7 separate regions of the Mus musculus genome follow, and regions 2, 3, 4, 5, 6 and 7 are each linked to region 1. A link is a loop called in an ENCODE intact Hi-C map of the cell type or tissue named here. Cell type or tissue: left cerebral cortex. All regions are shown on one strand. Links, peaks and the distances in the headings refer to the core of each region. The heading gives the core; the rest is flanking DNA.

Region 1 (4,328 bases), core at 243-4,242:
TATAAGAAAGTCAAGAACTTTGAGCTACTATGAAAGGAATCAAATCTGAAAAAGAAAGTAATAACAATGCCACGCACGTTGTCATCATGACTGGAACTTCCTAAAGACCAAGGGAGCAAATCACCACCACCTCCAGGAATTCTTTAAAAGGGTTGATGCTGGCGGGTGGGGGTGACTTAACTCACCTTTTGGAAGGAACGAAAAACAGAATGGTTTTTGACACTTTATCAAACCATTTATAGTATCAACACCATTTTCTTTTTTCTTTTCCTTTTTGTTTTTGGCCATAATACAACAATAAGGAATGCAATACTGATTGTATAACTAAGTAAAGATCTTTTGTTTTGTTTTTGGTTTTCATTACTAAGAGCTGATTTTAAACCATGTGTGGCAGCTCATGCCTTTAATCCTAGCACTGGGGAGGCACAGGCCTACTGATCTCTGCTCTACATAGGGAGTTAAGTTCTAGGACAGCTAGAGTCCCATAGCGAGGTCCTGTCTCCGCAAGCAAATGACAAATAGAGAGTGACGCTTAGAACAGAGGTGGTTTGATACCCAAAAAAGAGTGAGTTATGAGTAAGTTTGGATTCAATTGACAAAATACTCGGTCCCAACTTGCTTTCCTTTTTTAAATGGCGGTGAAAGCATGCCTAATTGAGAGAACGTTAGGAAGGAAGGATTTGCCGTGGCTCAGAGTTGGAGGGTGCAATCTGTCTTTCCCATCGGGGACAACATGGTGACACTCACCACATTGCATCTAATCAAGAGCTAAAAGGCAGTTCATGTTGGTGTTCCGCTTGCGTTCTCTTTCCTATTCAGTTCAAGACAGCCCATGCATGGATGTCACCAACCCAAAAGAGGAACTTCCCACTTCAACGAGCACAAGTTAGAGACGCCCTCACAGACACACCCAGGTTTTTCTCCTAGGTGCTGCTGTATTGATATTGGCTGCCACACAACTCATTTCATGATGGAGGCCTGGGCTTGACATTTTTTTTTCCGAAACGTGAATTCCATGACTTGGCAAAAGGAGGTGATCATTTGAACAGTTCTGGATTCGATCCTAGATTTCCCATGTGACCTTGAACAACTTGACTAATGCTAATTACAGACATTTTAAAGTTTCAGGGAAACTAATAGATGTCCCAGGATCTTTCCTTTAAAAACAAACAAACCAATAAGCAAGCCCCCAAAAAACCTTTGACAAGTCCAAAAGCTTTGCTTAGCTTTAAGATAGGGTCTCACTACGTAGCCAGGCTGCAGTAGAGTTGAAAATCCTCCTGTCTTTATCTCCAGAGTTCTGGCTTAACTGGTGTGTGACACCACACTCCACTTTCCCCCAGAGACCTTTGTGTGCATTCCAGATACTGATAGTTATCTTGTTGGAAATTAACAGTGATTTTTTTTTTTTTTCTGCTACAGGGCCTTAAATATTCCGCGCTGACCTGGAACTCTCTATGACCCTAAATTCCTTATCCCTGTGCCTCTATCTCTGCAGGGGTGCAACTCCAGAAATGAAGCCATGTGTGGGCTATGTGATGCTGTGGTTTGAACCTGGGGCCTTCATGCATCTTAGGCAGGCACTCTTACCAAATGAGCTACATCCAAAGGACTCAAAGAGTAGTTATTCTTTCACTAAAATACTAGCACATAGCCTTTTGTATGCACATACTACTTTTTGCCAAGTTCTTCCATGCCTGATTTCACAACAGATAACCAGATTCTCCTGTCTGTCTGTTTGTATTTCCAATGTTGCCCTATCTCACGACTTGTAGTGTCTGGAAGACTCCAGTGAAGGCTTGTGGGAGGATGGGAATGTAAAATGTAGACAGTGCCTTAGTATTATAGACAGATTAACCTCCCACCATAAAGACCACACTTGGAGCACAGCTGTTTGATTTGACGATCTCAAATTGTGGCACATAGCCACTCTCTGAAAGATTTAAAATCTGATACCTGCAGGGCCTCACTGTGGCCCTACCTAAAAAACAAAACCCCAAAGCACCAAACATAGTTAACAGAACAGGTGATTTGTAGTCAACTGAAAAATAGCTGCAAGATTTCATGAGCTTAAGGGTTGATTTACTTTTTCAGGAAGATGAAAAATTGGTATGCTGATTATTTTCATTATAAAGCAGTAATACGCAAAAATACGCTCTTTACTTCCATCAAATGAACTAAAGCAGAGATGAAGGGTTGTGTATCAGGTAAACGTGATGTGGAACACCCTAAAAGGCGTAGAGGCGCCCCGAGTTAGAAGCAAAACCAGCCGAAGACGCTGCCGCGGTGGTCACAAGAAAAGAGTTGTTAGTTCTCAGCTAGAGTGGGAAAATGGTTTCAGAGGAGAAGGGGGTGGGGAGAGGGGAGAGGCGTGCTGGGATTAGGTCTGGATGCGGATGGGAATCCTAGCCAGGATACTGCAAGCCTGCCACTAGGCTGTGTCCCTAACCCAGGCGGGCAAGGAGAACCAGGAGCGGGACCTATGGGTCGTCGCTGTGGGATTGGGATTTCCATCGCAGCGTAGAAGGGAGAAGAGATGGCGAGCACAAGACCGCCACAGGCGGGAAGCCTAAGGTGCCGGGGAAGAAGGACGGCTCTGTAACCAGGCAACAAGGCCCAGGCCCGCCTCCCGCTCCCGTTGCTACGCAACGCCGAGGCCAGGGGGAGGGCGTCGGAGCAGCCCTACGTGCTGACGCTAATTGTATATGAGCGCGAGCGGCGGGCTCTCGGGTCTTTTTTAGCGCCATCTGCTCGCGGCGCCGCCTCCTGCTCCTCCCGCCGCCGCCGCTGCCGCCGCCCTGAGTCACTGCCTGCGCAGCTCCCGCCGCCCGGCTCCGCGTCCGAGCCTCCTGGAACGGTAACGGCTGGGGGCCGGGAGGGCCGGGTGGCGGGGGCCTGCGAGGTGTCGGGCTGAGGCCGCGGGGTGAGCGCTCCGGAGCGGCCATGCGGCCTGAGGGACCCCGGGGAGCGCCGGCGGCTGCGGGGCGCGCGGGACGGCGAGGCCGCGGGAGAGCGGAGGAGGAGGAGGAGGCCACGCCGCGGGGCGCCCTGGGTCGCCCGGCCGCCTCTGCCTCGGTGGAGCCCACCGCGAGGGCAACCCCGGCGAGGCGGGCCGCGGGGATGGGGGACATGGAAGGAACGGTGGCCGCGCGAGTTCCGCCCGCAGGGAGGGGCTGTGCAGGCCGCGCGGCCTCGGCGCGCAGGAGCCGGGGCACGTGGGGACCGCGCCGCGGGCGGCCGGAGACCCCTGCCGGGGCCCACCCGACACCTCCGTCGGAGTTGGAGGAGGAGGAGGGGTCGCCACGAGTACCAGTCCCGCCACGGTCTCACCGGCTCCCTGGGTCTTCCTGGAGGGAACTGTGCTAGCGGATGGGAGGATGGAGGGGCGAGCAGCCTCCACCGCCAGGGTTATAAGGGGTTAACACGTGCAAAGCGTTCAGCCTAGCTATTTTTTTTTTTTTTTTTTTTTAACAAAAGATCTTGTTTTGTGTCTCACAGGTACAGTTAGAACTTCGATGGGTAACGTGGCCGGGGTATATTTGTGTGGAGAGACTTAATCCTAGTCTCCTTAAACCTCCAGATGGTTCTGAGACGAAAACTAAGAAGGGCTGGCTTGTTGGGGGTGGGGAGTGGGGTTCGAGTTTAATAGACCAACAGCGTGGTTCTTCCCTTCAGGCAGCACCCCCTCCCTCCCCCCAGAATTCTCACTAGGGATGAAGTGGAAGGACCATGGGGTGGAACAAGGCATTAATAATATACTGACCAAGCTCAGTGCGCCACATTTCTGTAAAGATCTCAGGAGTGGCATCGGAGGGAGGGCGGAGACAGGTCCTGTCCAGAGGGCAGGGCTTCCCAGACTAAAAGGATGCACCAGGCATACAGGCTATCTTCCAGGGCTAACTACTTCAGACTGTCTCCTGTCTCTAAATTCCAAAATGAGAAACGTTTTAAAGACTTTCCCAACACCTCTAATTTCAGGAGAGCCAACATAAAGTTTACCACTTTTGAAAATAGACGCCATCAAAACACCTTCCCAAACTTAATATCCAAAGAATACTTTGGATTAGAGGAGTGCCTAAAATTTACATTTTTTTGTTTTTTGATTTTTTTGGGGGGGGCGGGATGGGGTGGGGGTGGTGGTTTCCAGACAGGGTTTTTCTGTGTAGCCCTGGCTGTCCTAGAACTCATTCTGTACACCAAACTGGCCTGGAACTCAGAAACCCACCTGCCTCTGCCTCCCAAGTGCTGGGATTAAAGGCGTGCACCTTTAATTTTAAAACTACCAGTAAATGGGAGGTTTCAGTGGTCTTGGAATTCTTATCTTCAGA
Region 2 (4,328 bases), core at 97-4,096, 250 kb before region 1:
TGGTGATAGCAAAGATGTCCTTGGGCCATCAAGTAAGTAGCTAACGTTGGAATGTCATGTTTTAAGGACGCAATAATATTGTTGGTGTTACTTACAAATGAAAAATAGTGTTTCAGTTTTGCTTGTGAGATGCTCAGTGACCAGTGTTCACCTGCTGCTATGATCTGTGTGAGCCACAGAGTCTGTACCTAATCACAGTCATCCAGAGCAGTGGCTTGCACCCTGCAGGGCCAGACCACCCCTTCACGCTCCGGAAAGCAAGAGCTTTACATAAGATTCAGGACAGTAGCAAGATTACACTCATGAAGTAGCAATGAAAATAATTTTATGGGGGCTGGAGAGATGGCTCAGAGGTTAAGAGCCCTAACTGCTCTTCCAGAGGGCCTGAGTTCAGTTCCCAGCAACCACATGGTGGCTCACAACCATCTGATGCCCTCTTCTGGTGTATCTGAAGACAGGAACGATGTACTCATATAAATAAATAAATAAATAAATAAATAAATAAATAAATAAACAAACAAACAAACAAATAAATAAATCTTTTTTAAAAAAATAGGTTTAAAAAGAAAAAATAATTTTATGGCCAGTGTCACCACAACACGAGAAACTGTATTTTGGAAGCATTAGGAAAGTTGAGAAACCACTAAGTTAGAAGCTAATTCAATATTTAGTAAGACCTCCTTCTTAAAAAAAGGGACCTATTTACTGCCTTTTGAAACTGAGAAAGTGTTTTCATTTATAGAATTTTAATAGAGTAATTGGATTGTCATTTTTGTTTGTATTTTGGAGCTTTTTATGAAAGCATGTTTTATTTTAGAGATCTAGAAACCCTTTAAGATAAATTATATTCAATTTACTGTAACAGATTTTGCTGGTTTTGTTGTTGTTTTCTGGATAGGGATGGACATTGTGGTGGCTTTTGAATAAGCACAGCAAATAAAACATGCCACCTCAGATGGTTTTAGTCCATTTAGACAGTGACGGGAGCAGCTGACATTAGAAATCATAGCAGCACTGAACTGAACAGTGCTTCCGAGATCAGTTCATTAAACCCTGATCCTCCAGGGTAAGCCTGAAGCTCGGCTCTGCAGAAGCACGGTCCACTGAGGACTGCTAGTACTATGCTAAGCACTGAGAGCAAAGCCTAACAGAGTAATTACAATTTTATTCCATCATAAATTGAACAGAGGTTTTGATTTTTATTGAATGACAGACACATTTGAAACTAATTTCAAAGTTTGTATTTATATTTAGTAGTCACCTCACTGTTGCAAGCCATCTCTGTGCTCTGGGCCTCATTTGGGGGGGATTCAAAGAAAGGGAATGAGCAAGATAATGGCAAAAGTTCTTCATAATGAGGTTTCAGGTGCTGTTCTAAAGAGAGGGCAAATGGTGACATGAATGTGGTTACATGGTCACGTAACAAAGCCATAATTTCTATAATTAATATATATGTATATCTGTGTATATATATCTTTGGTCTGTGTTAGTTTTTTCTCTCAAATAAATTAGAAAGAATATTTAATTTTTTATAGAAAGCTAATTTAAAGTAATACACTATTTCTTTTAACTCACAGCAGTTCGTTCTTACAATATGATACATATTACACGCAATATTACCAGGTAGTGGAAAACAAAAGTAGAAGAACATAAATCTCTTTGTACACATTTTTTATTATTCCAAGAATATTTTTAAATCTTAAAACGCCTTACAGATATCACTAAATCTTACTAGTACCTTAATTTTATATAAGAAAGGCTCAAATCTTCAGGGCAGTCAGGCGGACTTGCAGATTACCTAGGTATCTTATGTTAGCTTCCATGCAGCAGAAGAGAAATGCCAGAAGTTGCAAACGCCTTTAAAGTTTGACGAGTTGCTGAGGGTGTAGGGAGGGTGATCGGTTACCTGGCACAGTAACTGTTAGCAACTGTTATGTTATGCCAGTGTGCTTGCTGTTCAGTGGGAGAAGCTGCCCAGCAGCTGCATGCACTATAAGTGGAGCCAGCAGGGGGCACTGTAGTGTCACCATTGGCAGGTGAGTCACTTGTTAAGAAGCTGTGCTGCCACAATGATTCCTTTGCCAAATAGCTTTTCACTTATTTAGCAAATAGTTATCAGTTGTGCCAGTGTAAACACACAACAACAAAGTCATTGTACTTTTTAAGCTCTGTTCAGATATTGCACTGTTATAGACTTCCTGTAGGGCACTACTAATTTGTGTTATGAAGAGAAATGTTTATGAACTAGTTGAGACAAAACACACAGGAAGATGGGCTCTCTGTCTTACTGTAAAGCAGTCTGAAAAAGAGGTTGCTTGAGAGCTGGGCATGGAGACACAGGCCTGTAATGCCAGACCGGCAGGAGCACATGAGGTCTCTCCACTTTGGGCTCTTCTTTGGAGAAGCACGTAAACACTGGGACGGAAAGGTGGGCAGAACTGTTTTCCTGTGTATGTAGTGGAGTTACTTAAACACATGCCTGTGTGTACTAACGAAATGCACAAACATGCTGTAATCGCTTCCTTTTCTCTAGCTTGTGGCTCTCCCTAGACATGATGACTATGTTGTGGGTTTTTTAATCTTTTATTTTTTGATTTTTTTTTTTGCTTGAGAAGGGGTAAGGATTTGTTTTTAAATTTTAAATTTTTAAAATTACATATGTATCTCAGGGTGTGTGTGTATGTGTGTGTGTGTTAGCGTCCATGTGGTCACAGTATGCATTTGGAGGTCAGAGGACGATTTGTGTATATCAGTTTTCTTGTCCCACTATGTGGGTCCTGAATGTGGCTCATCACACTGGGTGGCAGGTGCCTTTACTGTTGAGCTTGGCTTGCTTTTTATTTCTTACACATTTTTTTTTCTGATACTAAAATTTAAATCCAGAACCCCCCTCTCACACATGCTAAGCACATGCCCTGTCAACACTGGTTTTTAAGCACTGTACCGGAGTGTATGTAATATGTTGGGAACTGGCTTTTCATAGTTGATGTTCTGTTTCTGTGACTCACGCATGCTGTTTGACCCAGAAGCAGACGGCATATGCTATTGTAGCTTATGCTTGTGTCACAATTTATTAACCCACTTTATTATTTTATTTTTATGAGACAGAGTCACTGTGTAGGACCAGCTTGGCTAGAACCTACTGTGAGGAGTAGGCTGCTCCTGAACTAACAGAGATCTCCTTGCCTCTGCCCTTGGAGTACTGGGATTAATGATGTACACCATCCTTGGATAACACATTTAGTTTGTTTCGTTTTAGAATTATTATTGTTGCTGTGTTTATGAGTGTGCATGCTCTGTACCTAGTGCCAGCAGAAGTCAGATGAGGGTGCTGGACCCCCTGGAGCTGAAGTTGTAGATGGTTGTAGTTGCCATGTGGGCATGGGAATCTAAAGCCGGGGCCTCTGAAGAGAGCTAGTGCTTGTAACTACTGAGCCATCTCTCTAGTACTTCTTACCTCCTCTGTTTTATTTTTTAATTGGTGAGTATTTAAGCTCTTTGAATTTTGTTTTTGTTTTACTTTGTTTGGTTTCTGCAAAGCATTGTCTTAGTTAGGGTTTTACTGCTGTAAATAGACACCATGACCAAGGCAACTCTTACAAGAACAACATCTAATTGGGCTGGCTTACAGGTTCAGGGAACATGGCAGCATCTAGGCAGACATGGTGCAAGAAGGGCTGAGAGTTCTACATCTTCATCTGAAGGCTGCTAGCAGAATACTGGCTTCCAGGCAGCTAGGATGAGTATCTTAAAGCCCATGCCCATAGTGACGGACCTCCTCCAACAGGGCCACATCTTCTAATAGAGCTACTCCATAGGCTGAGCATATACAAACCATCACATTTCACCCCTGGCCCTTATAGGCTTGTCCAAACATATGAATCTATGATGACCATACCTAACCATAGCATAATGCAAAAATACATTTAGTCCAACTTCCAAAGTCCCCATGGTCTATAGCAGTCTCAACAATGTTAAAAGTCCAAAGTTCAGTCTCTCTGAGATTCAGTCATTTAACTGTAATGTCCAAAGCAAGACAGGAAACCAGCTAAAAACTCCAAACTCTGCGTCTCCATGTCTGATGTCAAAGCAGTCTTCAGATATCCAGCTCCTGTTTCATCTTTGTTAACTGCAACAAACTTCTTTCTCCTGGGCTGGTACCACTCCCTGTTAGCAGCTTTTCTTAGCAGATAGACCATGACTCTGGCATCTCAAACATCTTAGGCTCCTCCAAAGGGCTGGCATCACTTCTCCATCTCTGTTCTCTGTAGCACTCTAAGCTCATGTTGATCCACTCCACTGCCACTGCTGTTCTTGGTGATCATCCC
Region 3 (4,328 bases), core at 258-4,257, 78 kb before region 1:
GCAAGCCATGGGGAGCCATCCAGTAAGCAGCACTCCTCCATGACCTCTGGATCAGCTCCTGCCTCCAGGTTCCAACCCTTGACCTGACTTCCTTTAGTGATAACTACAAAGTAGCAGCATAAGCCAGACAAACCCTTTTCTCCCCAGATTGCTTGGGTTGTGGTGTTTCATCACAGCAATAATAACCCTTAGACCATCTCCATTTGCTGGAAAGCATATGGATACAGTATAAGGATAAGATGGAGATTGTAGTAAGTGCTTATGCTAGTCTAGCAAGGTGGTGGTGGTCAGTTATTTTCTATGGTCTATGACCTCACTGGTCCCCAGGAAGCTGGGTTTCCAGTACCAGGAATGACTTCTCCCCTGTTGAGTGGGCCTTAAGTTCAATTAGTCAGACTTGTTTCCTTCCTTCACTTGGCAGTTTGCATAGTATTTTTGGAACTGTAGAAGCTAGACTACAGGAAAGAGACTTTCAGATCAGATTCAGCTAGAACCATCTAAGTTCTGTGTCCAAGAGTCCAGTGTCTTCAACAATAGGGGCCCACCTTCAACCCCTGAGAGGCAATCAAGAGCTAAAGTAACAGTTTATTATTAATAATAAATTATTAAAATACATATTGTTATTATTATTATTGGAGTCACTTGAACTACCTTGGCCAACCATTCAAATGGAGGTGACTGGTCTTTGAGTTTTTATTAGTCTGTGACTCTTGTGGGGACTATACTCCCCACAAGAAGTGGCTTAATTTCCATATATATATAAATTTAGATGATGTATATATGCACTATATATAATGTATTTATATATTACATATAATTTTAGGTAAACATAAATAATGTGATTCCTTGAATCTTTCTCAAACAACCTTGGTGTGATGTGTCCCTTGTCCCTTCTCCTTTTGGATTGATTGATGTCTTTTGCTTCTCTCCCAGTTGGAGCTCCCTCCCTGTTATTCCATTTCCCACTTTACATAATCTGTTTCTGTCTGAATTAGGGTTTTACTGCTGCGAGCAGACACCATGACCAAAGCAACTCTTACAAGGATAATATTTAATTGGGACTGGCTTACAGGTTCAAAGGCTCAGTCCATTGGGAGCCATGCTGGTGCCCAGGCAGGCATGGTGCAGGAGGATCTGAGAGTTCAACCTCTTCATCTGAAGGCCTCTAAGAGAAGACTGGCTTCCAGGCAGCTAGGAGGAGAGCCTTAAAGCCCATACCCACAATGACACACTTCCTCCAACAAGGCCACACCTCCTAATAGTCCCTGAACTAAGCATATCTAATCCACCACAGTAGCCTACAATTCCTCTTCCCAACCTTTGGTCCATTGTGTTTCCTGATTTCTGTGGTTACTCTATGTTCTTATCCAGCCACTTGCTCCCTATGGGTAACTTGATTTCTGGCTTATCAAGTGCTGATACTTATCATACAGTACATGATAGATTGTCGTGAAGACTTTTGTCTATGGAGACACTTGGTAGACACTGGCAAGAACATTTGAGAGGAGCAGGGAGCCATAAGTACTCGTTAACTAAGAGCTGAGTCAGACTTGAGAATGGGTTTTCTGCCAGGCTGGCTAAACCCAGCTCTGGTGAGTAGGATGGGTGAACTGATAACGAGGGTCATCGACAGCAGTCCCGAAGAGGCAGGGTTCAGGTGAGGAAGAAAGATACAAGGACCCGGAGTCTGTGCCAAACGGCAGTTGACGTCAGAGAGTTTCGTCATGACGTAGAGTCTCAGACAAGTGACTAGAGATCACAAGGAGGATCCTGGTCCTACCTCGGAGAGCTGGGCACTGCTCAGAGCAAGACAAAACTCGGGTTAGGTAAGCCAATCTAAAGTCCGGAATTATACTAGGACTCCATCCCATTGCTATTCTTGGGACCTGAAGTCAGAGCTGGAGTGGGAGGTGATGGCTCGTCTCAGAGTCATCTGGGTTCTGTAAATTCCTCCTCGCCTAGGTTCTAGAGCTTGTGCGGAGGTGGCGGTGGGGTGGGTGGGAGTGTTGGATACCTTCAAGAGCTTATGGACAGGGTATTTCTCAGGCTTGGTTACTGTGCCTCTGAGTGTGTTCCTTGCTAATCTTCATCGACAGCCATCCTACCCACCGGAAGAGATTTTTCTGTCACCTGCAAGCTCGATCGTCACATATTCTAAAATCATGACTTTCTCCCAAATCTTCTCTATGCCTTTTCTCATATTTATAGATACCAAAGCCGGCACAGAACCAAGGGTAGTGATGATCATTCTTCAGCTTGGCAGCAAGTACAAAGAAACAAGCACGCAACGCCATCAAGTATCTCCGAGGCAACAGGGGTACCTATCAGTTGCTGTGTTCAGTGGGTTACCGAGGTTGACAAGAAAGCCCGGTGACACAAAAGGGGGAACAGAAGGGATAGCTATAGGGACAGAGAGCAAAGGACTTGTGTCTGTACCAATCAAAGGACTTGTGTCTGCACTGATCCAACTTCCGTGGAGACATTTTTGAAGGTAATCTCAGATAATCGTGTGTCACCGTGACTTGCAATTTGCCGGGTTCTTGAGTGTGGTCTTTTGTGATGAATAGTGAGAAAGAGAAGTCAGTTACTCTGTGTGAGATATAAGTACATAATAACTACTAATGTTTTCCAGCCCCCTCTGCTAAAGGCTGCGTACCATACCACTGCTTATAACATATCCATTTCCACAAGGGCCATTCAAGCTAGGCACTTTCATTACCTCTCTTTGCATGAAAGAACACCAAGGCTTGGTGAGGAAAAGAAGATCCAGGTGGAAACCGCTGGAGAGAAAGAGTCTGGCCAAGAACAGCCATGCCTAGTACAGAATCCGAGTCTTCTCAGGTAGCTTAAGATCTGAGGATAGGGATATTGTCATTTGAGACCCATACCTGTTTGTCCCATCCTCTAACAAAAGCATTCAGGGTCACAAGAGTAAAGCATTCTAAACTACCAGGATAGCTGAACCTTTACACTGCTGGTACCAGTTCTGTACCCGCGATCGCATCCAAGAGAGCTGCGGTCACTGTCCTGATGCTTGCCGAGCAAGGCATGAGCTATTTCGTTGATGTTCTGCATGTTAAGCATCCTTCGAAGACCTGTGTGCATGCTGATATTCACTTGGTTGTTTATTTGTTTCAATCATTTATTTATTTAAAAATGGGTTTCACTGTGACAGCACTGAAGGGGACAGAAGGACCCATGGAGCATTGTACACCACGGATGTTGCCTGGATGCTAGTGCTGAGGATAGAACATGGGGGCTGTCCCAGCTGCACATCTTCAGAGACGAACACTACCTCAAACAAGACCAAGGCATGCTCAAGAGAGTCCTCACAACAGTGACATCTTCGAAAGTCGCAACGGCTGTTTCCCGTATGAATGCTACCACTGACTGCTTTGGGGTAAAAGGCGAAGTAGGAAGGATTGATGGTTGGTGAAACTGAGCAGTAACTGTAGCCGAGGAACACAACTGTTCCTGCAGCTACATACGCTCAACCCACAGCCCGGCTTTCCACCCTACCACCTTCCACTACCCTTTCCATAGCAGCTGCAACCAATTCCACTTTCTCTTTCTGCAAACCTAAAGAACAAAATTACCACCAGCGGTAGTGGTGTATGCCTTTAATTCCGGCTTTTGGGTGAGAGAGTCAGGTGGATCTCTGTGAGTTCAAGGCTAGCCTGATCCTCATAGAGAGTTCTAGACCAGACAAAATCTACATACTGAACTCCGTCTCAAAGCAACAGCAACGCCTAAATGGAGCCTGAGAGCCAAGTGGTGAGCTTGTTATTGTCTCTAAATGTTGCTTTCTCTACATTAGAAATAAAATTGCACACAAGGAATTGTATTTCAGATTCCAAAGAAATGAATGGAAAAAATACACCATGAGTGTGAAACAGCTTTTTGTCTGTGTTCATAAATCCACTGTATCACAGAGAAAACAAAGAACCAAAAAAGAGGTGCTAAGGAAGGCCCCAACATAAAATATCTGTGGCTGGTTCGGAAGGTACAGGCTGGCCTGTTGGTGTGAGTGGTTGGAACATGCTTTTAGGTAGCATCTTTAATTAATAATACATTTCCCCTCAAAGCTAAGAGACTTTAGCTGAGAAGATTACACTGAGCTAAAAGCCTTCATCGAGCCTCACAACGTTTTTCTTAGTGCTGTTGGCAATAACAGGGATACAATTCATTCATTACCTTTCCCGTGAACGCAGGGAACTATCCCAATAGTGCACCTTCAAAGTGTTTCTGTCCAGCTTTCCTGAAAAGTAACAGCTTTTCCAGTAGGCATCGATTCTCCGGGGACCACCTATCAGATAGCCTTCATATCA
Region 4 (4,328 bases), core at 180-4,179, 91 kb before region 1:
CCTCATTAATGATGGGAGGAACCCTCAAGACCTAATCACCCCTTAAAGGCCTAGGCATTGGCCACTTGGATTTCAGAGGGGGACACACTCAAGCCACACAGAATTAACTTAAGTGCTAAATCTGTGTGAGCTCCGACTGTTCCACCCTGACCCGTGTCCCCCCCAACCCCCCCCCACCCCCACCACCCCCACCCCACCCCACCCCGTCCTCAGGCCTCTCTTCTCTCCCAGACACAGGGTTTTGAAATCAGGCCAGTTATCAACTCTACAGTGTGTTCTAGGTTTCAGGTAAGAGGAGTAATCACACGTTTCTTACTCTAAATGAACAGCTGGAAGTGATGACCCCCTAGTGAGAAAGATGAACGAAGAAAGTGAGAAGGACAGAAAGCCGGTGACAGGGTTTACTGTCAAGCTGTTTAAGGAACAGTTGCCGGAGGAGAGTGAAAGTGTTCCTTCAGAAACATGGAGGTGAAAGGTTGTGTCAAAAAGCTGCAGCCTGCTCTCCAGAAGATCCGGTCAGCAGGAATGGTCTTCCGTATCCGGAAAACAGCCTTCTATCACATTGTGGTGGTTGGATAGGAGAAGGCAAAGCCTGGCCTTCAAAACGCCAGGGCTGCCTCCTGCTCAGGGCTGACACCGCTGGTCACCGAAAGATGAAGCCAAGGCTACTCACTAGGTGCTCTGATGACAGTTCTGGGACCCTGAAGAATGTTGTTACACTTACCCTGCCTGTGCTTTCTGGAAAGAGTGGCCAGGTGTGGAGACAGCCTGTCGGACACAGCAGCATGGATTACTGGGTATTTCAGGCATATATAGAGATAGAGATATTTGAAAATCGGGGCGATAGGAGATTCTTTTTAAAATATATACTGCTCGTTGATAATTTTCCTGGTCAGAATGGAACTGCATGGAGAGACTGTATCTGTACCTGAAAATATAATAATATCCACCCTGCAACCCACAGATCAAGGAATGATTTCAATGTTTCAGCCCTATTATTAAAGAATTATATTCTGTAGAGTATAGCTGCCGTGGGGTCAGAAAGGACATCTTCACCAAGCCAAAAGAACACAACTATAGACTTTACAGTCACTGCCAGCAGGATGCACGAATGAGCAGAATCACCATCCTCTCGCATCCCAGGGGGTACCAACCTGCCACACCAAACGGATGGGCTAGACAGCTGTCACAAGGAACACGGACACATAGACAGCACACCAGCCTTCCAGTGCCACTAAGGAACAATCTATCCCTTCCATAGACACCCCAATCCTGGGAAGAGAGGGGAGGAGAAACCCAGCCGTCCTAGGAAGTCAGCTTTTCAATGAGAACGGTTAGCACACACAAAGTACATTAACCCAAATATTTTTGTAAAGATTTATTTATTTATTTTATGCATATGAGTACACTGTAGCTGGACAGATGGTTGTTGTGAGCCTTCATGTGGTTGCTGGGAATTGAACTCAGGACCTCTGCTCAATCAGGCCCTACTCGCTCTTATTATTATATATATTATTATATGTAAGAAGAGGGCATCAGATCTCATTACAGATGGTTGTGAGCCACCATGTGGTTGCTGGGATTTGAACTCAGGACCTTCGGAAGAACAATCAGTGCTCTTAACTGCTGAGCCATCTCTCCAGCCCTAACCCAAATATTTTAAGCACTGATTATAAAAGAACATCTTCCTTCTCTCCCCTCAATTTGGCTGCTGTGGGAGTTCATGAGGTACAAGTGCTTCATTGAGGAAGAGAGAGAAGGTTCCGTGCTTTGTAAGTTTTTTAAGCTCATATTCAATTGCTAAGCTATTTCCTCATAGGGTCCTCAAGAGGAAACAAGAAAGGGATGGATTTCCTATGGAGAAGAATTCCAGACCGCCTGCCTGAAAGGTGCAGAAGCAAATATAACTAAGTTTTTTAAACATCCCATGATTTCTCCTAAGCTCCTCTGTTCGCTTTGCTTTATTTAGAAAGAAAAAAGAAAAAAAGAATCCTCAGAAATGGGCTGGCAGGATGGTTCAGCCTACAGAGGCGCTTGCTGTCAATTAAATACCGAGCACCCATGGGAGAGGGCGAGAACTGATCCCACAAGTTGTCCTCTGACACCGCCTGCACACTGTGACATGTGGACACACACACACACGCACACACACGCATGTACTACGTGGGCACTCTAAATACACTCTTTGTTTTAAAGAACCCAGATCTGAAAGTTCAGACAGATTACTGCGCACGCGCTCTCTAGCTGGATGCCAGCTGCCGCTGTGAAGCAGGCCAGCACTGAGCGTGGAGCGGTCGGGGACCTATTCCGTCATCTTCCCTAGGTTCCCATCTGCCTCTGTCTCAGGCCATGGCCCTGCTGAGTACCAAAAATACAGCAATCCTCTTCTCTCTACATCAGTACAGTAGGAGCTTTTCAAGTACTTCCAGTAAAGAAGTGAGAAACACCTAAAAGAGAAAGAGCAAAACATCAAAAACCAAGGGCTTCTCTGAAGCGGAGATTCACGACCGCAGACTGGACGGGAATCCTTAGGCACCGACTACCTCTGGTGAAAAGATTTTAGGGCATTTGTCTGGAAGGTGGCTTTCCTCCTCCTCCTCCTGCCAGGGGACTCTTGTCCCAGATTTAGAAATAGTTCTTCTTCCAGGCGTGGTGGCACACATGTGTAGTCCGAGGCTCTCTGGGAGGCTGAAGTGAGGGAAGCCAGCCTGGGCTGCATAACAGAGAGGAGGAGGGGAGGGGGAAGGGGTGACTGGGGTGTCTTCCATTGAGTAGGGGTGTGTTCAGACAGGGAGTACTTTTGCCAACCTTCACCCTCCCACTGGAGCACAGAGATAATAGGTGGAGACATTTAATTGTCACAATGTAGGGAGGGTGGCATTAAAAGCAGCAAATAGGGAAAGGCCAGGCTTTGCTGCAACTGATGGGGTAAGCAGCCCCTTCCAGGGGAAATTCACTGCCAGAGGAAGGCACTGCCCCTCGCTGTCAGCTGCCTGGGGGGGTCCAAAGACTTCTATTCTGATACAGCCAGGATCTTGGCTTAAGCTGCAGGGAGAGTCCTTGTCAAGAAAAGCTGTGGCTTATTAAGGAAAAGACAGTGGGTGGATACAGGCTCTGAGATTATCAAGAGAGAGCCATGCTATATGTCTTGACAAGACTTGTTCCTGGTGTCATTCTTGCTGGTGTGTGTGTGTGTGTGTGTGTGTGTGTACACTTATCTTTAAAGCATTTTTCTTGGCTGGATATGTAGAATTGGTAGAGTGTTTGCCTAGCAGCATATATGAAGCCCTGGTTCATCCCCAGAGCCCATAAACTGGGCATGTTGGTTGAATTCCTGTAGTCCCAGTAGAAACAAGAGAAAAATCTCTTTCATCAAGTGAAATGTCCTCTGACATGTACACAAACAGTGTCATAGATATGTGCACAACCATGCACATACATCATAAACACACATGCTTCGTACACATACACACATTGTCTCTCTGTCTCTTACACACACACAGATCATAAATATTTAACCAAAAATATGCAACATGACCAGTTGGAGTTTAGGGGTCAGTGAATCACTCTGTGTGTGTGTGTGTGTGTGTGTGTGTGTGTGTGTGTGTGTGTGTATCATCACCATCATTATCACCTACTGTTCCAAATGAAACATCCAGGTTCAGGAATTTAAAAAATAAAAAAAAAAGCTTTCCCTATTTCCCTATACCCCGTCGCCCCAACACACCCAAAAAGGAAGAAAGAACAGGAGACTGTAGCACTTCTGTGTCTAAGGATTGATTGAATGATTGATTCATTGACTGATTGACATCTCAAGCTGGCCTGAAACCTGCTTGATAGACCAGGCTGGCCTCTAGTTCATGATTTCCTGCTTCAGCTTTTGAAACAGCTATGATTGGTCCAGGAGTTTACCATCCGCAGAGCACTAAGGTTGTTTTTGCTTTGCTTTGATATGCTTATCTTAGTTAGGGTTTTTATTACCGGGCCAAAATACCATGACCAAAAACCAAACAAGTTGAAGAGGAAAGGGCTTTTTCAGCTTACACATGCAGATCATAGTCTGTCATTGGAAGAAGTCAGGACTAGAACATGGGCAGGGCAGGAACCTGGAGGCCAGAGAGCTGATGCAGAGGCCATGAGGGATGCTGCTTACTGGATTGCTTCCCATGACTTGCTCAGGCCTGCTTTCTTCTAGAACCCAGGACTACCATCCGAGGGATGGTACAGCCCACAATAGACTGGACTCTGCCTCATTGGTCACTAATTGAGAAAATGCCTTTTAACTGGATCTCATGGAGGCATTTCCTCAATCGAGGCTCCTTCCTCTC
Region 5 (4,328 bases), core at 109-4,108, 310 kb before region 1:
TTTGCTTGCATGTGCATGCCCTGTGCCTGAGGGGGTCAGAAGAGGTGGGATTTCCTGGACCCACCAGCCAGCACATGGGTGCTGGGAATAGAAACCAGGACCTGCAAGAACAGGTACTCTTGACTGCCTCATCTCTCCAGCCTCCCACGAACTGATTATTGCTTGGTTTAGATATTATGCATTCTTATCTTTTAGATTATATCTCATTAAAACCCAATTCATTAAAAAATGACATTGGCTTTTGTTAGTCTGAAAAAAACAGCATTGCTTCAGATAAGTGACATTTCAATCTGCTGATAAACTGGAACGTTACCGCCATCACATAACAATGTTTCCTGCCTTGCACTGCCTCAGCACTCAGAAAGGAGAGAGCCAGGCAGCTCTCTGTGAGTTTGAGACCAGCATAGCCTACAGAAGGAGTTCCAGGACATCTAGGGTTACACAGAGAAACCCTGTCTCTTTGAAAAACAAAACAAAACAAAACAATCAAGCAAGAAAAACAAACAAAACAAGAAAACAATAAACTTCCCTTATGTTTATGTAAAATACAAATATAATTTCTTAGGTTTCTTAACAGAAGAATGTGGCAGAATCTTTCCCTCATTGGAACAGTCCTTCATGACAAAATCTAATTGTTTTTCAAATGTTAACATAGCTGCATCAAGATGTGTTTTAAAGATCAGCGGCCTGGCATTATTTAACTGAGCAGTAAATTGCTCTTTCTTTGGGCAACAAAATGGCCACGTCTGCAAATTTTTTAGAGCTGCTATGAAATACATCAGTAACAGGCAGAATCCTATGGCCTACTTAAGTATCCAAACGATCAGAATGTCATCTGATTTCCTGTCAAGAAATGTAATGGAAATTGTGTAAAGTTAAAAAAAAAATTCTTGGTTCCAGAGTAGAAGGATAAAGGAATAAGGAATTGAATTTTTATCGTAGAGAATGGCCTTGTTAGAGGCAGCTCATTCCTCCTTCTGCACTGTTAGGTCGCTTTTCTCTTCTTCTGTATTGTAACTGGCTTTCTTCCAGTGATGAGTTCTGCCCCTTTCCTCTCCACAGGATGGGGAGGGATTTCTGGGGTCATGGTTAAAAAAACAAAAAACAAAAAAAGCCAAGAGTTGAGGTACAAAACAACAACAACAACAACAAAATCCGAAGAGTTAAATTAGGCTTTCTGTTCAAATTGAGAGGTACTATCAACTTGCCACGTCGCTAAAACCGTCACCAACCTCACTGTAAAACTTCATGACTGTAAAAGCTGGCACCCAGGATTCTGAACATGACTAGGAACAATAACAAGAAAGCCTGCTAGGCTATTTTCATCCCAGCGTGACTGAAGTCTACATCTCAAACCTCCTGTGAGGCCAACAGCTAATGAGACACCACAGTGAACGTGTCATTGGAACTTAGGCAGCAGGGACTCCTGGCTGCTTCTCAAGCCCCAATTTCTCCTGGCAGCCTCCTCTGTGGGCCCGGCCAGAGGTCGGGAGGCGGGTCCTGCCCAGCGAGCACTTCAGAGACCTGCGGGTAGCCGGCCCTCCACCCCAGGGCTTCCTGAGAGGGAACCTCGAGGGCGGGGAGGGGAGCGGAGGGGAGGTGACATGACAGCTCGCCATCACCACGAGCTGCCAGCAGCTGCCTCTGCGCGCCCGCCCAGCAGAAGCTACCCGGGGACCGCCTCCTTGCGGCGTCACGTGACGGGAAGGGGGCGTGGCCCAGGCCCGGGCTGGGGGCGGGGCTGCGAGAGGGGCGGGCCTTGGGATGTGAAGGCTGGTGGCGGCTCGCGGCGCCCAGAAAGGCGGTGTCAGGGCGGATGACAGCATTCTGCTGCGACGCGCTCCCAGCTGGGCGGCGGTGGTAGCGGCAGCGGCAGCGGCAGCGGCAGCCGGGGCGGCAGCGGCGTTCGACTCGGCCACCGCCGAGAGCGGTAGCGGTAGAGAAGGAAGAGGTTCCGCCCTGGCCCGCGGGCGGAGGAGCCCGAGTTCGCTCGCCGCTCCGGGCCGAGCCCCCGCCGCGGCTCGCCTGTGCTCTCCGTCCGGGCTGGCTCTCAGTTCCCGCGGGCGACCGCAGCCGAGAGAAGTTGAGGAGGGGGGGTCCCACCGGACACTAAGGCCCCGGACTCCGGCGTCCCTGTGATCCCACGGAAGCCTGCTCCCTGCGGGCCGCCTCCTCTGGGGCTCCGCATCGGTGAGTGGCGCTCAGCCCGGTGTTGGGGAGCAGCGGAGTCGTGCCTTTTGGGGTGACTGTAGTCCCTCAGTCCTACGTTCTGAGCTCGGGCTGTGGGCACTCGTGGGTACCCCGCGCCGCGAGTTCCCCTCCTGCCTCTCCTTTGTCCCTTCTGAGAGGGAGATTGGCAGGGCTGGCGGGGGTGGCGTGTTTTTTGGGGCCCGCGGTAGGTGCGTCTGCAGCGGTACAAAGCCCAGTGGGGACCTGGGATGGGGGCGGGGGCGGCTCGGCGGCGTTCCGGGTCCCGAGTGTGTCTGCCCCTCCCGAAGTTTGACAGGGCGACGCCGGGGCTCGCCGGAAGCCCCCCGCGCAGGGGGTGAAAACCTGGCGCTTTGTCGCCCCGGGCGGTTAAGGCAAGGCTTGGGGTTTTCCTGTGACAGCCCCTGAAGAGGTTGTGCCGCTCGCAGGCGGACCGCACCCGCCTTTGCAGAGACTGTCGCGGTGTTCCTTAAACCTCAGCTCCGTTGGCCTTCTTGCCACACTGGAGAAAAGGCGGTGTCTTCGTTGCACTTTTTTTTTTTTTTTTTTTACGTTTTGTTTGCGGCTAAGCTGTGGAGAGTGTAATCAGGTTCCAGGGAGTTTCATATGGAGCATGCTTTTGCTTCATTGAGCAACCCACTCAAGACCGGCTGATGCGAAGCAACAGTAGATGCAGATTTTCCATTCACTAAAGTCATTTAACACTTCTTTGTGAGCGACATCTGCGTCGTGAAACATAACCTAATTTCATTTTAACTAAATGCCGTCTGAAATAAGTTAACTTGGGTTCGTCTCTAAACAGATGGGAACACTTATCTGACGATAGCATATCTGCTTTCAATAACTTAATGAAGTTTGTGCCTTTTTGCTGCTGGAAGACTTAAGTAACAGTAGTATTAGAATACCTTGGGTTAGCAGGGAATTCTTCAAAGTAATTTCACTGTAAACAACCTCAAATTAGTGCAGCCCCAAATTAGTGCAATTAAAGGTCTTTCAAGATAACCATTTAAAATAGTTTTTGCCTCTTGAAGAATTCCAGAGAACAATTGAGGTATAGGTAAATTGCTTGTTACGCTCTCTCTTCCCCTGGGGTTTCATCTAAATTTGATCATGCCGAGAGACTGGGATCAGTTGCTGTGCTTGCTAGAACCTGTTTTGCAGTGAGATTATTAAAATGCTGGTTTTATAAAAACAGGTTTTATAAAAGGAAGGGAAAGGCCATGCAATTTAAAATGCACTCTATTAAAAGACCAACTAATTTCTAACATGTTGCTCTTTCTTTTGGGTAGCAAGTATGTACTCTGTCTTTTGGTAGCAAGAATGACTGCAGTGTGCTTGTTCAAAGTGTTAGCAAAGGGGATAGATGAAATTTAAGACCTTCCTAAAGCTCTTTAATTATGGAGATTACGTTGTTGCGGTCAAATTCCATGTGAACAGTTTGAGCCCCAGAGATCACAGAGGTGCCTAGAAATGCTGTTTAATTAAACCTGGACATGGTTTGCTCCTTGCATTGAGTTGTGCTCATTACTGAATGTGTGGTCTGTGCAAATGGTCTGTCTGTTCATTTAGAATTGTCATTTTTATGTGTTGCTTTTCTTTTCTGAGATAGGGTTTTGCTGTGTTGCCTAGCTGGCCATGGTATTCATTATGTAGCTCCGGCATGGCAAAATCCTCCTGCCTCAGCCTCCCGACTTCCACATGTATTCCACTGTGCCTAGCTTTTGTTACATTTTTGGAGCTAAGAAATGTTTCTTAACACATTCATAAGATTTAGATATTTGGTAAAATGGTTTTTGCTTCTGAATTCACTTTGGAATTGAGAGTTAAAAATATGCTTTGGAGATACCCATGCAATCCTTTGAAAAGATGTTTTCTTTCATCTTACTTTGGAAATAGTGGTACAATTATGACTTACATAATGTGCCATTACACAAAGATGTTTGTTTTTAAAGGACAAATTGCAAGTTTTAGCTAAACATTGAGTGGTCTTAGTATATTTCAATCTGGTTTGGGTAATTACTAATCCATCAACGATCGATAACCTAGACAAGGAATTGATATTTAGATGTTTTGTAATATTATTCTTGAAAACATTTACATTATGGCAATAAGTGTCATGT
Region 6 (4,328 bases), core at 241-4,240, 150 kb before region 1:
CTTCTTCTTCTTCTTCTTCTTCTTCTTCTTCTTCTTCTTCTTCTTCTTCTTCTTCTTCTTCTTCTTCTTCTTCTTCTTCTTCTTTTTGGTTTTTCAAGACAGGGTTTCTCTGTGTAGCCCTGGCTGTCTTGGAGCTCACTTTGTAGACCAGGCTGACCTCGAACTCAGAAATCTGCCTGCCTCTGCCTCTCGAGTGCTGGGATTAAAGGCGTGCGCCACCACACCCGGCACAAGCCTCTTCTGATTTCACACAGCAGTGGGGATATAGTCCAGTGCTTAATAGGTCTCTAACTACCTCCTTAGTTTTATCTTCCCCACTACATTAAACTTCAGAGCAAATGATCAAATCCTTAAAAGATACATAATAGAAACTCTAAACTACTTATGGACCCACTGTGTCAGCAAGGATCTTGTAGACCAGCTTCTCGGTGGACCCAATCTAGACTTTAAGAGTCCATGGGGGTTATTTTAATAATAGAACCCACACAGTATTTTCCTTAATTGAATACCCTTAAATATATAGCATATTATAAATGTATACTATATATAGCATATTGTCTTATATTAAATGTATGCAAACTGCCTTAAACTCTATCAGTGCAAGTTAGGAACATCTGTGGTTATAGATGATGAATTTTATTTCTTAACAGACGATTGGTTAAAATTCTAATTTTCAGAAGATAGAAGGCATGAAGGAAAAAGTAGAGCTTTCCTGGGTGATAACATCTGTTATGATCCAGGAATTGCAAATCACCTGGCAGAGTGGCCGTGAACATGACAATAAGGGACACATGCTGGCTCATTTTTATATCAAGTTGACACAAGCTAAAATCATCTGAGAGGAGGAAACCCCAATTAAGGAAATGCCTCCATAAGATTGGGCTGTAGGCAAGCCTGTAGGGAATTTCTTTAATTAGTGATTGATATGGGAGGGCCCAGCCCATTGTGGGTAGCAACATCCCTGAGCTGGTGTCCCTGGGTTCTATAAGAAAGCAGACTGAGCAAGCCATGGGGAGCAATCCATTAAGCAGCACCCCTCCATGCCTTCTGCATCAGCTCCTCCTTCCAAGTTCCTGCCCTGTGTGAGTTCCGGTCCTGAATTCCTTCAACAATGAACAGTGCTGTGGAAATGTAAGCCAGATCAGTTCCTTCCTCCCCAGTTTGCTTCTGGTCCTAGTGTTTCATTAGTTCAGGAAGGACTGGTGAAGACGAGGAGGAAAGGGAACCTGTGATCAAGTTCCCGGAACGCCTGGGACATGTAAGAGGCTAAGGGTGAGAGGGTTTTAAGATGAAGTAAGCCTGGCTTTCATGGCAAGACTGGACTGCCAGAATTAAACAGAGAGGAACCTCCCCGCATCTGTACACTTAGAAATTAGGAAATTAATGCACCCATTCTGGAAAAAAAAATAGCGTGGGTGGTTCCCACAAAACTAAAAGTAAATCAGCAGTGGGTCCAGCACTCCTGTTCTGGGTATGTGACTAAAGGAAATGAAATAACACCTAAGTGTATCCACGTTTGGTGCTATTCACGGCATCTGCGTGCAGTTGACAGGTAAGTCGACCGAGAAATTGTTCTGTGTATACACAACTGAATACCATTCAGTCATTAACGAGAAAACAGTTTTGCTATTTTTGACAACTAAGTTCAAAGTGGAAGGCATTTTGCTAAGAGAGATACTGCACCACCTTGGGGCCTGTTAAGTAAGCCGTTATGTAACAGGTAACCATGGAAACTGCAGCTGTGTCCTGGTAGCTCTGTCTCCTGATGCTAAGAATTCCCCTTGTGGTTAAACACTGTTGAATCTGCCTGTAGGATTTTCCTGCTATGTGTGAATCCCAGACCTCAGAGGTTTTCTCAGCTATCACCTTCGCACTAGCAAAGGGTCTGTACCCCCAAGAGTGCCTGGAGCTGTTCTAATGTCATCTCCACTGTGATTTTTGACCCACCCACCCCACCCCACCCCTGTACCTACCTTTCCGTGTCTTGAAAAAGATCACGGGAGGAAGAATTCTAAAAGGGAGATTGGCTCCATCATGATCTGGGGCAGCAGGAGGAGGAAAGGCCACCTTACTTCCACAAATATGCCATGTATTTCATAAATATTAATAAACTTTAATAAGAAACCATTCAGAACCCAAAGAGACTCTACTCCACCTGCCCCCTTTCAGGTCAGCCCACTCCTACTTGTCTCTGGAATGTCCTGTCACGTTGGTTAAATTAATTTCAGCTTTACTTGTGCCTCTTGGCTGATTTGTTTCTCTGGCGAAGAAAAGGGTTGAGGAGAAACCCCCACCCGGTAATGCCTTCCAGTTAGTTACCTGCAGAATCTAAGAAAGCAAAAATAAAATTTAAGAACTACCTAGAAATGGAGGAGAGCAAGCTTGGGGAAATGGTGCGACAGGAGCCAGCGAGCACGATGCAAATGTAGCAGGGTGGAGATGTAGACATCTAGTGTACAGCATGAGGGTGCCTTTCTCTGAGCCCCAGTCTTGTCTCAGTTATCTCAGGACAGCCCTTACTGGTGTCCCCACGCCTTGCAGTGTGTGCAGACTGCCAAGGTCACTCACTGCCTTAAAGATGGCGGCCCTGAGGAGGATCCTTTGGTTTTCTTCCTCCACTGTTTCAACCTCTCTTGTTTCTCTTCCCTCTTATCTCCCAATTGCAGCTCCGCCAGATCCCCTGCTTCACCCATCACTTCAGATAACAAAACAATTTTATTTATAGTTATTGGGAAATCCAGACAGATTTAAGATCAAACTTTCAGTCCCTTAATTAAAAATGTCTTCTCTTCTCTGCTCAGAACCTATGTTTGGGAAGTGGGGGGCAGCCCGTTCTCCCCCCTTCTCTGTTTCTGCCTCCCAGGATTCCACTGATTCCTGCACATTTGGAGCAAAGGGTAGAGGGGCAGGGGTGGTAGGACTTGAAGAGAATGTTATTCGGCCAGTGCTGTTTCGACATCTCTCTTGGGTGTGGAACATCTTCTCTCATGGAAAAAGACCAAGAACTGGCCCAATTTTTCTCATGAGGAATGTTTGTGGACTATCTGGAGGACATGTTCCTGTCCCCTTGCAGACCCCATTCACTGTGTTCTATGACATATGTCATGCACAGGTAGAGTAATTCCACTTTCTACTTATTGAGACCATGGCTTTGCTCAGTCAACCAAAAAACTTAAATTTTCACTTTCAGGAAATCTTTGCAATTTATCTCTCAAGTCTATCTCCAGATCAGTCATTCTCTGGCCAGAATTAATTCTCCTGATTCACAAGCAATGCATGCTGAGAACTCCAACTGTGGAGACCTCTGAGCTCTGTGTGTAGGGATTCTTCACACACACACACACACACACACACCAGGTTAATCTTGATTGGATCGAGAATGCCTAGAAAGTTATCAAAGCACATTCTGAATGTTTCTGTAAGGAAGTTTCTAGAAGGAATTGGGTCATGAGGACTCTGACATGATGAATGGTTTGACTCATTGATGGATTTAATTAAAAAAAAAAAAAAAACTTAAGAGGTATAAAACTGTGAAAAGTGGGGCCTGACTGGAGGAAGCCACAAGATCCACATCCTTGGAGAATATTTTGTCATGGTGTTGGTGGTATAGCAAAACGTCACCCAGAAATGCCACCAGCAACCTGCCCTTGACTGCACTACAGAAGAGAATTTCAGAACAAGCTAGTATGAAGTAGAGCTGGGTTTCTTAAAAGGAAGTTTTTAGCATAGATTTAAGTGCAGGGTCAGTAACAAGAGATGCTCTCAAAGAAAAAGTGGGCTTCTCGAAGGACAACTGTCTGTAAGTAGCTCACTGATCGGCCTAGGTATGGTCTTGGCTGTCCAGTTATATCTCAGTGGGTTGCTAGAAACCGTTTCCCCCTTGTTTCCTCTTGAGAGTAGAAAGTGGCTAGTAAGGATCCTCAGGACGATAAACTGAGAAGATGACACTCTTGGGTCACATGTTATACAAGGCAGGTAAGACACGACCTTTACTGTAAACAGGGGTTCTGGTGAGATTTCTAGGAAAACTGTAGGTTTACAGGTGAGAAAGTAGAAAGACCACCATACTTAGGCATTAAACATGATTCACTGTTGTGTTAATGTTCTTATTCCAACATCTGGGTATAAAAAGAATATTATCTCTATATATGCAACCATTATAGCAAATATCTACATGCTAGAATAAATAACATGATGTCCCCCTAACCTTCTCTCTCTGTCTATCCTGCCTTACTGGCTGTTTTCTGTCCCTGCACCAGTACTTCCTGTCCCTGCACCAGTACTTCCTGGTACTGCACCACTGCCCTTCCTGCTTTTGTACCACAGCT
Region 7 (4,328 bases), core at 188-4,187, 53 kb before region 1:
AAGAAGAAGAACCGGTGGTTGCGTTTTCCTTGCTGGTCGAGTTGAACGCAACAGCTCCCCTTCTCTCCCCATCCCCTTCCCCCCTCTCTCCACATGGCCATGGCTGCCCTCTACTTCTCTACTCTCCCCCCTCTCTCTGCCTTTCTACAATAAACACCTCAAAACCATGGACTGCCTCTTTTCATCGGGATCCACCATGCTGGAGCAATGGAGCAGGTTTCCCTCTAAAGAGCCACGCATCTAACCTCCTGCCAGAAGGCCTCCCTACGCTCTCAGCCATGGCTGCCAACCAAGGCAGCCAAGTCAGCCAAACCAAGCTAGCCTCCTGAGCAAGCCAAGGACTTTCCTCCCCACGGTAACCTGCCAGAGCTCTCCTCCTGCCCTTTTCCCTCACTCCCCGGAGGATCCCACTCTGTGCTCAGCTCTTCTGCGAGTGACAACCTGTTGTCCCTGGCCTCCATGCCATCTCTGGGCTGGTAGTCCTGAGCGAGCAAACTATGGGGAGCAAGCCAGTAAGCAATACCCCTCCATGGCCTCTGTAACAGCTCCTGCCTCCGGGTTCCTGCCCTGCTTGAGTCCTGACTTGCTTTGATGATGAACAGCAATGTGGAAGTGTAAGCTGACTAAACCCTTTCCTCCCCAACTTGCTTCTAGGTCATGATGTTTCATTACAGCCATACAAACCCCAACCAACACAGTATTTCTTCTATGAACTAATCGTAACTTTTTTTTTTTTTTTTTGGTTTTTCGAGACAGGGTTTCTCTGTATAGCTCTGGCTGTCCTGGAACTCACTTTGTAGACCAGGCTGGCCTTGAACTCAGAAATCTGCCTGCCTCTGCCTCCCAAGTGCTGGGATTAAAGGCGTGCGCCACCACACCCGGCTAATCTTAACTTCTTAAAATCCATGCGTGTTTTATTTTGTTTTGATTAGAATTTAAAAACAAACCAAGACCAATGAGAAATACAGCATTTCTTAACAACAGAAAAACAGTGTCAGGAAGTGAGGTCCCTTCACCTAATGCAAGCCCTGGGAAGAGCTGTTATCTTAAAAACAAAGAGCTTTATATGTCTCCCCTCTGTTCCTGGTTGCTAAGCACTGCAACTTATTTATAGCGAGAAAGCCATTAAAAACAGTTTGGGGATGTTTTAGGGAAGGCAGCAATTAGTTTATTTCCTAGACAAAATTGAAAAATTCTTATAAGAGCTTTTAAAAATACCACTTTTCCATGGCATCATCTGCAGTAAGCTTTTTGGTGACTTCTACATGGGAAGATGGTCTGTGGGGTACTCAGAAATAATACAGTTCCCCTCTTTGACTCAGGGTGTGGGAAACAGGCATCTGTCTTCATCCTCTCAGAGAAGGATGCACAGGGCTAGGGAAGGAAAGTGACCTTCAACAAAGGAATCTTGCCAAGACACTGACTGTGACAGAGCTGCTAAGCTGCCTGGCACCCATCTTCCCTTTTGTCTTAGCAGCAGGAGTGTGCCCAGAGAGAGAACAACTTTCCCTAGTCAAAAGAGGTGCTCTGTGCCAGGGCCAGGAAGTGGGAGTGGTTGGCTTGGGGAGCAGGGCAGTGGGAGGGTATGGGGGGGCTTTGGGAATAGCATTTGAAACGTAAACGAAGGAAATATCTAATAAAAAAAAAGTATATCTCAAAAAAAAAGAGGTGCTCTGTGTCTTCTTGTTCTTGGAATACAGATGTAATGGTTGGCACCCCAGCAGCCATATGGTATGCTTGAGGTTTACTGTCAAACACAATGGAGCTTCTTCTGAAGGCTTTATAATGTCACAGGGCCAGCTCTGGATTTCCTGCAGTGGATACTCTTTCACATGAAGAAGGAATTGCATTGTTTAAGTTGTAGCACTCAGACCTTCTTGCACCACAGTTTATCCTTTCCTGAATCGCCACTCCTGGTAGTAGTCAGGACACCCTACTCCTTACTACAGGATATCAGACCACAGACACCTCATCATTGTAAAATCCACTGGATGTTGGTGTGTGTGTGGGGGGAGTTAAATAATCCAATTAATGGGGTATAGATTTTAGCTGTAAAATAAGCCAACATTAGGGCTGGAAAAGTACTTTCAAAATCCTTTATCTTTCTTTCCCACCATCCCCTCTGCAGATAAGATAACAAATGGCCCCAGTTTTCATCCAGCAAAGATCACGGAGTCACGAGTCACAGACGTGGAGTGTGTGAACACACATGAGTCTCAGCCCCAATCAGTCCCACCCCCACCCCAGGCGTTTTCTTCCTGAGCTGCTGCTAATGGAGACATAAAGAATCCCGAAAGAAACTAGAACATTGTATACACTTGAGCACCGAATCGTTGTGGCTGTCTCCTAACACAGTCTATCCTAACATGTCACATTGCCCAGCATAACAGTGGCATGCTCAGAGCTCATACCTCCTGTTCATTTCACACTTGGGCATCACTGACCAGGCCTTACCCAGTATCCAAAACCCTTCACGGTTCCGTTGCTGTTTTCGGGCCAGTTTTTGTTAGCTGGAGCGAGATTACCTACATACATCCTGAGCCGAGGAAGGAGCGATTATTTGTCCCTGTCAGATCTGAAGCTGCTCCAAGAAGGCATTTAATTAAGCAGTGGGAGGAATGCCCTAATTAGAAGGGGCTCCTGCGTGGGAGGCAGGGAATTGCAGGACCTGCTAAAGTTCTCGGTGCTGTTGTTTTACCACTGAACGGAAGGAAGCCAGGGGATCCTCCAGCGTCCCTCTGCCCTGTGGTCTTTTTTTGAGATTCAGAACGGTCCCTTGCTTTCCTGAAGCCCCTTGCCTCTGTGATTTGCACATGATTTGCAGGCAACCCAGATTCTTTGATTATCGTATAATTATTTCCAGCTATGCACCATATAAACGCTAACTGCTTTGAGAACCGTCTTCTTTTTTTTCCCCCCCTTTAAAAAAAAATGCCGAGACAATTTATTTTAGCGGAAGGATTTCCAACTTGTGAATCTTAAGCGGGGCTTTTCCTCGGTCCAAGGAGAGCTGTTAACCAATCAACAACGCAAGACGCTGCATTTGCTGGCTGCTTCTCTACAATCAGGGGACCCAAACTGAGCAGTCCCTCCACTGAGTGTCCCCCGCTTCTCTTCCACACCAAGGAAGTGGCTGCATTTCTCACTGTCTCCTCAAAAGCTAGCCCGTGTGGAGCCAGATCTCAAATCCACTGGAGCAATTTTGCAAGTGCAAAACGATAATTTTTCACCTTCCTGTTTTCTATTTTGCATAAAAAGGAAACAGTGTACCTTATCTTATGAATGGCAAAAGCTGCCTTACCTAAGTCCAGAGGCTGTATCCCAAAGAATACTGACCTAAGAAATTAAGACTGGAGTTCTGCCCTCAGCTCTACTCCTGTGCCACTCAGCAAGCCACCACCCATAAGAGGCCTGCAGTACTTCACCTTTAAAGTGATATGTTTGCATTGGACATACCTCACTAGATTATGTGCTTTGAAAAAAATCTAAACTTTGCAAAGAGCAAGTTACTAACACAGAACTTCAGTGCAGAATCCTGGGCACTGCACCTAACACCCTGGATCTTGGTTTTGTGTTGTTTTGTTTGTCTCTGGGGAATCACCTGGGCCCACTGCTTCCTGTATTAATTTAGTGCACGGATCAATGTAACTACATGTTGTATTTATAAAAAGATAACGAGAGAAGAAATATTGGTGGAGGTGTAGTCAGGTGGGGGGGGGGGGAAGGGGTGCCTCCAGGGCCCATGCTGAGGCATCCCTTCCCCCTGAGGGACCAGGCACATGATGGTACAGTATAGAATAGAGTTTATTCAGGGTATGGGGAGGGGAATTAAGGGTGTAGTAGCGTAGAGGCAGAGAAATGAGAGTGTGTGTGTGGTGTGTGTGTGAGACAGAGACAGAGACAGAGAGAGAAGAGGAGGCGGGCCATGAGCACATGGAGAGAGAGAGACAGGGAATGAGGAGAGGGGGGAAGGGGTGAGGACAGAGCAGGAGCAAGAAGGCAAGAGATCAAGCAGCCCCTTTTATAGTGAGTCAGGCACACCTGACTGTTGCCAGGAAACTGTAGGGCAGAGCTTAGGAAAAATACTAACCCTACAGTTCCTTCCAATTCTTTTCTTTTAATGTTTAGTGTCTACCTGCATGCATCCTGCAGGCGTGTCTGTGCACCACATTCATAAGGTATGCCTGGAGGCCAGAAAGGCCCATCAGAGGTTCAGAGCCTGAGGTTCCAGGTGATGGTGAGCTCCGTGTGTATGCTGAACCCGGGTCTACTGGAAGGGCTCTTAACCAATGGTTCTCAACCTTTCCAATACTGAGACTGCTTAACAC

What was found. A loop is a pair of places that touch in the nucleus more often than their neighbours do. Peaks named below come from ENCODE experiments on the same cell type or tissue, not always from the same donor. Only the 100,000 strongest peaks of a DNase experiment are listed, where the experiment ranks them.
Region 2: it touches region 1 in a loop (3-fold over the local background); 12 of 42 quality-filtered maps call a loop at or near these places.
Region 3: it touches region 1 in a loop (6-fold over the local background); 5 of 42 quality-filtered maps call a loop at or near these places.
Region 4: a loop joins it to region 1, with 4 times the contacts of the local background. A loop is called at or near these places in 4 of 42 quality-filtered maps.
Region 5: a loop joins it to region 1, with 2.6 times the contacts of the local background. A loop is called at or near these places in 4 of 42 quality-filtered maps.
Region 6: it touches region 1 in a loop (3.0-fold over the local background); 18 of 42 quality-filtered maps call a loop at or near these places.
Region 7: a loop joins it to region 1, with 6 times the contacts of the local background. A loop is called at or near these places in 5 of 42 quality-filtered maps.

The regions. Positions count from the first base shown.
Region 1 is chr10:111,470,495-111,474,822 of GRCm38, forward strand. It overlaps Nap1l1 (nucleosome assembly protein 1-like 1), which reads left to right and starts at 2,733. Exons shown (of 16, transcript NM_015781.5): 1 at 2,733-2,857. In left cerebral cortex, for the core only: a CTCF peak has its summit at 2,526; DNase peaks (open chromatin) are centred at 2,649, 3,274 and 3,664; H3K4me3 peaks cover 2,319 bases; H3K27ac peaks cover 2,146 bases.
Region 2 is chr10:111,224,677-111,229,004 of GRCm38, forward strand. It overlaps Osbpl8 (oxysterol binding protein-like 8), which reads left to right. Exons shown (of 24, transcript NM_175489.3): 3 at 1-32. Among named protein-coding and RNA genes, the nearest start is that of Gm51266, 41 kb to the left of the region's middle. In left cerebral cortex, for the core only: CTCF peaks have their summits at 391 (motif pointing left) and 2,007 (motif pointing right); a DNase peak (open chromatin) is centred at 2,008.
Region 3 is chr10:111,392,687-111,397,014 of GRCm38, forward strand. No RefSeq gene overlaps it. Among named protein-coding and RNA genes, the nearest start is that of Gm30145, 17 kb to the left of the region's middle. In left cerebral cortex, for the core only: no CTCF peak of the experiment used is centred there; a DNase peak (open chromatin) is centred at 2,001; H3K27ac peaks cover 1,762 bases.
Region 4 is chr10:111,379,678-111,384,005 of GRCm38, forward strand. No RefSeq gene overlaps it. Among named protein-coding and RNA genes, the nearest start is that of Gm30145, 3.6 kb to the left of the region's middle. In left cerebral cortex, for the core only: no CTCF peak of the experiment used is centred there; DNase peaks (open chromatin) are centred at 2,161, 2,670 and 3,031; H3K4me3 peaks cover 318 bases; H3K27ac peaks cover 2,367 bases.
Region 5 is chr10:111,163,007-111,167,334 of GRCm38, forward strand. Osbpl8 (oxysterol binding protein-like 8) reads left to right here and starts at 1,796. Exons shown (of 24, transcript NM_175489.3): 1 at 1,796-2,190. In left cerebral cortex, for the core only: a CTCF peak has its summit at 1,816; DNase peaks (open chromatin) are centred at 1,709, 2,186, 2,373, 2,659 and 1 more place; H3K4me3 peaks cover 3,128 bases; H3K27ac peaks cover 2,345 bases.
Region 6 is chr10:111,316,452-111,320,779 of GRCm38, forward strand. No RefSeq gene overlaps it. Among named protein-coding and RNA genes, the nearest start is that of Gm30095, 4.3 kb to the left of the region's middle. In left cerebral cortex, for the core only: a CTCF peak has its summit at 1,773; DNase peaks (open chromatin) are centred at 878 and 1,723; H3K27ac peaks cover 2,245 bases.
Region 7 is chr10:111,417,232-111,421,559 of GRCm38, forward strand. No RefSeq gene overlaps it. Among named protein-coding and RNA genes, the nearest start is that of Gm30145, 41 kb to the left of the region's middle. In left cerebral cortex, for the core only: no CTCF peak of the experiment used is centred there; DNase peaks (open chromatin) are centred at 1,247, 2,531 and 3,029; H3K4me3 peaks cover 912 bases; H3K27ac peaks cover 2,085 bases.